Regions from separate parts of the Homo sapiens genome. Here region 2 is linked to region 1. The links are chromatin contacts, found by POLR2A ChIA-PET in ENCODE. All regions are on one chromosome and are shown on one strand. The core of a region is the stretch at or near the end of the contact, and the rest is flanking DNA. Distances in the headings are between cores, read along the strand shown. Region 1 holds the start of PXYLP1 (2-phosphoxylose phosphatase 1). Region 2 holds the start of SPSB4 (splA/ryanodine receptor domain and SOCS box containing 4).

Region 1 (2,832 bases), core at 274-2,773:
GATTACAGGTATGCACCACCACGCCTGGCTAATTTTGTATTTTTAGTAGAGACGGGGTTTTTATGTTGGTCAGGCTAGTCTCGAACTCCCGACCTCTGGTGATCCGCCCGCCTCGGCCTCCCAAAGTGCTGGGATTACAGGCGTGAGCCACCGCGCCCGAGGCCTTTTGATCCATCTGCTATAAATCCCCTTCCCACAGATGTCCCGATTGGGCACCAACACCTCTGAGGAGGGTAAGTTACTGCCAAGCCCGACCGCAGTCGCATCCCGTTTGAAAGGGTGGGCTCCGCACTGCCAGCTTCACACCCACGGGCCTTCTGCAAATATCAACAAACGGCTCCATTTGTGGAGCACTCTCCGATCCCCCATCCACCCCCCTACACTTCCCCATTCACAGCTCGATCTGATTCCCCATCTCTCCTGATTTTACTTGTTGAATGCTTACAAAGGATCCTTGCCTTTCCACAAAGACACTGGCTAGCCAGGCGGTGATAACCTCACTCACTACAGAGCCCCCTCGCAATCGCTGAACTCACAGCCGAAGCGGGAAAATATGGCTCCACGTCCTGCACCGTGAATCCTTTACCATCCACAGGTACAATTTAAAAGGCAGCTGCGGCTGCAAAGCAGGCAACCTACCCTAAGCAAATCCATTCTCTCTCTCTCTGTGTGTGTGTGTGTGACAAACCCAGCTTATTTAAAAGATCAGGACATAGGCAAGTTCACCAGCAAAAGCAACGTCGTGGGTCTACACCACACGGTCCTAACCTGCGCATCCAGGAATGTTAACCTGCGCTCGGGCGGCCCCGTGGCCAGGCCCGGGACTCCCGGAGGCGTCAGGCTGCAGGTGGCTGCCAAGAGGAGCCAGCCCCGTCTCCGGGAAAGGCCGCGAAGTTGCGGCCGCCTCCTTACCTGGAGACTAGCCGGCTCAGGACCGCCCGGGAAGGGGGATCCCGGGAGCTTGAATCTCGGCTGGAATCCAGCGGCGGGAGTGCGGGGGCCGTGCGGGAGAGGGCTGGAAGGGCGGGGGCGAGGTGGAGGCGGGCTCCGCGGGAGAGTGCGGGGCTGCGGGGGGCGAGGGCTTGGAGACAGAGCCGGGGGTTCGCAGCGGGCGTGAGACGGCGCCAGCTCTGGGAGAAGGGGGCTATGGGGCGGGCGCCGGGGCTGGGACACCGGGCGCACGGGGGGAGTGGCAGGAAAGAGGGCGCAAGTCCTAGGCTCAGGGGCGAGCGCGGGGATAAAGGAGGAGGCTTAGTCGCGGGATTCGGACCCGACGCTTCGAAGCGCCCCCAGCCTTCCCGCCCCTCTCCCACTGGCGAGTTAGGGGGACCCCCTCAGTCTCCCAACCTCGGACCCTGGACGCCCACCCGCCTAGAACCTCTGCGCTGCTCGGCCCCAACGGCAACCGCCCCGGCCCAGGCCCGCGCCGCACTCACCGCCCATGGTCCCAGGCCGGCCCCAGCTCCGTCGCTGCGCGCCCGGCTCGGCGCTCGCCGCCAGCTCCTCCCGGCGCGAGGGGAGGCGAGGGCGGCGCGCACCCGCCACCGGGGAGCTCGCGGGGCCCGGCAGCGCCCCCTGCCGACCCCGCCGCGCCCCGTCTCAGTTCGGCCGGCCCTGCACCAGGAGCCCTGGAGCTCCGCCCCGGAGGCGGTGTTGCGGTGCGGCTGGGCGGGGGCGACCGCGCGGGGTTGCTGAGAGGACACTGCCTCTGGGAGGCCCAGCACAGCCCGGAGAGACTGGTCAGTCTGCAGAGCCCTCGGCGTGCAAAGCCACGGGCACGGACAAGCCGAGCGCGCAGGGACCACGACCACAGACGCGCAGGGCTCTCGCGTGCCTCACAACTCCTGACCTGCGATCAGGGACTGCGCGGAGGCGCGCCAAGGCCCAGGAACACAGCCCTGGCCGGCCCGGGCCCTAGTGTGGGTGCTTTGGGGCCATGTGCCTGCCCTGGCGCCGCTGATGCTATCGCCGGGTGGGCGCGCGCGTCTGGGGTGCGCCTGCTGCCACGTAGACCCAAACTGTCACCCCCCACCCCCCACCCCTTTCGGCCTATCCCACACTCCTCTTCCGGCTCAGAACACATCCGGCCTTGTGTTGCTCTAGTCCTCGCTGCTGCTCCGTCTCCAACGGTCTGCAGAGACCCGGGGAGGTCGTGGCCCCGCGCAGTCGCCCTTCCCACCTGCTCCCGGCCCGCGGCTTCCTTGGAGCCGCTGCTGAAGATCCTCAGAGCACTTGAGGGCTGCCTGTAACGCCCCGTTAGACATCTGATAGGCGAACGGTTGTATTTGGTTTGATCAGTATTTGTGGGTCATTTATTGCAAATGTTAGGTTCCAGCTGGTGGAGATTTCCACCAGATTTCTCTGTGGGAGATGAAACGACCAACAGCGATTATCAGAGAGGTCTTTGCTGTCAGCTCGAGGTCTACAGCAACCCTGTGTGTCCTAGCACAACTAGCCTCAGGCAAAATAGATACGGATTCGAATTTGCTACTATATACCTTTGAGGTGCACCTTTGGGAGGATCTCATCCCTTGACTTCTGCTTTCTCTCCTTGATTGATGGCTCTCAAATCCACACACTTGGCTCAGATATGTTAGCCATATTTCCCCCTACCCTCCGGTTTTTTTCTTAGAACTTTCCTCCTCAAGTTACCACGTCTGGCACTAAATTTTACCTCTTCCAAGCTCCCAACTCCATTTATCCCCGTGGTCTCGCCATTCTCTCAGCCACCTGTCATGCCTTCTTCATCAGGTGCCTTAATGGCTCGTCAGTACCGGACTTTGCTGCCTGTCCGCCTCTGGTATTCCCCCGATGCAGCGCTATCCCGGGCCT
Region 2 (2,821 bases), core at 79-2,578, 180 kb after region 1:
CCAGGCGACCAGCCTCACTGCCCCAGAGTCAGGAATAAACGGTAACAACAGCCACCGGTGCCTATTGCGTGACCCGTGCTTTACTTCCACCTCTCCGAATACCCCGGACGAACAGACCCCCAGGAATTATTGTCCCCATTACACGGACGACGGAACTGCTGCAGCTTCGGAAAGTTGGATAACAAGCTTGGGCTCGCAAAGCTAATAATAATACTAGCTAACATATGATTGAGTGTTTCCTGTGTGCCCAGCACATGTCTACCTACGAACACCATCCCATAGATCTTTCCAATACCCCTATAAAATGTGCACAATTATCATTCCCATCCTACGGATGAGGAAACAGGTTTGGCGCCCTGTCCAAGGTCACTCAGCCAGTGAGTGACGGATCCTGGATCCAAACCAAAGCGGGTGAATCGGATGGCAGTTTTTTGTGCGTTGTCCGCTACGCAGAGAAGCAAAGGGCTTAGAACCCATGATACCAAAGGCCGGGCCCCAAACGCCCCAGGGCTGCGCGCAAATCAACCATCTCGAACTGCCACAACCTGCAGAGAGGAATTCTCAGGGACTGGGACGTCAGGAGCGCCAGCTGTGTCGAGTGCTGGCCCGCACAAAGTCCGTGCAGCCGGATCTCGGCTCCCGGCCCCCGCGCGCCCCTCACCAGGAGCTGGAGAGTACTTACCATAAAAGAGAGGGCAAGCGCCTGTTCGGGAAGAATCCCCAGCGCTGGCAGGTCCTGGACTCCCTGGAGAGGGGTCTGCTGCCGCCGCCGCCCACTCAGGGGCGCCCGAGTGACCCGCAAATGCCGGCTCTCTCCGCACGGCCAGGGGCGCGTCCTCACGGCTGATGCCCGGCAGCAGCGCCCCCTCTGCGCTGCAGGATGGCCTGGAGTTAGGAGCGTTCTTGGCGAAGTTGGCGCTCAGGCGCCGGGGGTCGGGCCTGGAGTGGGGAAGCGCCTTACTGAAGCGATCCTGGGGGCGCTCCAAGGCCCGCGCTCTAGCCGCTTGGAAGCTTGGCGCCTGACCCGGAGGGCGACGAGTCCCGCGCTCAGGGCGCACGGGCCGCGCCTCGGCCGCTGGCCCCCGGCGCGCCGGGCGTCTTCCCCAGCGCCCTGAGCGCACGCAGCGGTAGCAGCAGCTGGGGCCCGGGCCCGGGATGTGGTGTGTTCATCGCCCTCCCCTGGGGCTGGGTGCTTTTGTGCGCGGGGCGCGCCGGCCGCCACGGCCAGCTCTGGATGCTGCAGCCGCCGCCGCCTCCCCCTCCTCCGCCGCCGCCGCCCGCTCCCCGCCTTCCCGGCCGGCCCGGAGGCTGCAGCTGAAAGCCGATCTGGCTGAGCTCATCCCTGAAGGCCACTAATCCAATAGCCGCGGAAGGCGCGGTCGCCGGGAACGCCCCTTCCCCCACCATCCCGCGCCCCGGCCGTCCCAGCTCGGGCCGCTGCCGGCGCCGCCACCTTCTCGAGGCCACCAGCTGGCGGGAGAGGGAAGTGGAGCCCGCGCCCGCGCCCCTGTGCCAAGGCGGCGGCGCGGTCGCCATTCACTCACCCGCCCACTCGCCCGCTCACTCCCTAGCTCTCGCATTCATTCCTGCGCGCGGGTCCTCCCGGATTCATTCAAGCGCTCCTGGAGCGCCAGGGTGGGTGCCCCTGACGGGGAGGAGACACCCAGTCACTAGGCAGCTTTGGTGCCTTTACTCAACGCACGTGGGAAATAGCAGCCAGGAGGAAAAAAGGGTGGTTTATTATCCCCCTTCCTCAGACACACACGTCCACACTTTATTTTTGAGATCAGGCTCCAACTCATCTCTTAAAGTCCAATTTCATACCGCACCTGCTCAAGGAGCGTTCCCCGCCCACCCGAGGCGCAGGAAGTCGGTCTCTTTGCTCTACCAGCGCTGATGGTGGGCCGCCTCATTGGGAGCCTGAACTGAGCGATGGGGTAAAGGGCGTGGCCAAAACAGAAGCCTCGAGGGTGCTTCTGGTATCTGCGCTTCCTTGGGGAAATTGAAAGTTCTTGGTTTGGTGGCCCTCGTCTGTGCTCCCAGAATTGACTTTAGGTCCATTACGCAGTCATTTGCTAACCCAATCCCTCTCTGTGCCAGGTACCAGGCAGAGTCTAGATGCAGACAGAGTCTAGATGCAGACAGAGTCTAGATGCAGAGTGCGCATTTCATCAAGGACATGGAAAACAAGTAAAGACAATCCAACTCTATGAAGGAAACGTTTTGAGAGAGGTTCTGGGGCGAATTTGTCAGACTGGAAAGGGCAACTGGGAATGTTTCCTAGTAAATGTGTCTACATGAATTAGCTCCTGGAGGCAGGGGTACAACATGGTCACCTGGAGAGCTACCTATCACAGCACAGAGCCTGTGCTATGAGCAGAGGGGGTATGACGGAACTGGAGGGATGGACGGTGTCTAGGGTCTTGGGTGGAGACTGTATCAAGAGCTTGACCTTCCCCATCACTTTGGGAGGCCTTTAACCAGGGTAGTGACCTTGTCGGATTTGCATTCCAGAAAGACCTCTTAGCAGCCAACTGGATGGATGGATGGAGGAAACCAGGTTGGCAGCTACTGTAATAGTCTAAGCATAAGATGATGCTTTATGAACCAAGATAACCATGATGAGGTGACAAAAGTGTGTATTGACACGTATTTATTGTACTTATTCTAACGTTTCATCACTGTCTGTTTGCATGTCTGCCCCTCCTAAAACTGTGAGCCCCCCCTGGAGGGCAAGTATAGGTACCTCACACATCTCTGGATGCCCTGCACCAGCATAGGATAGATGCTGAGGACAGTGAATGTGATTTGAACTGCCCTA

Evidence for each region. ChIA-PET counts read pairs that join two places held with the same protein, here RNA polymerase II (POLR2A).
Region 2: POLR2A ChIA-PET joins it to region 1 with 12 read pairs in WTC11. The contact joins the promoter of SPSB4 here to the promoter of PXYLP1 in region 1. POLR2A ChIA-PET finds 5 or more read pairs at or near these places in 5 of 52 experiments (HEK293, HEK293T and WTC11).

What each region holds. Positions count from the first base shown.
Region 1 is chr3:141,230,516-141,233,347 of GRCh38, reverse strand. PXYLP1 (2-phosphoxylose phosphatase 1) reads right to left here and starts at 1,523. Exons shown (of 6, transcript NM_001037172.3): 1 at 1,437-1,523. RefSeq lists a silencer at 1,405-1,784.
Region 2 is chr3:141,049,854-141,052,674 of GRCh38, reverse strand. SPSB4 (splA/ryanodine receptor domain and SOCS box containing 4) reads right to left here and starts at 1,328. Exons shown (of 3, transcript NM_080862.3): 1 at 683-1,328.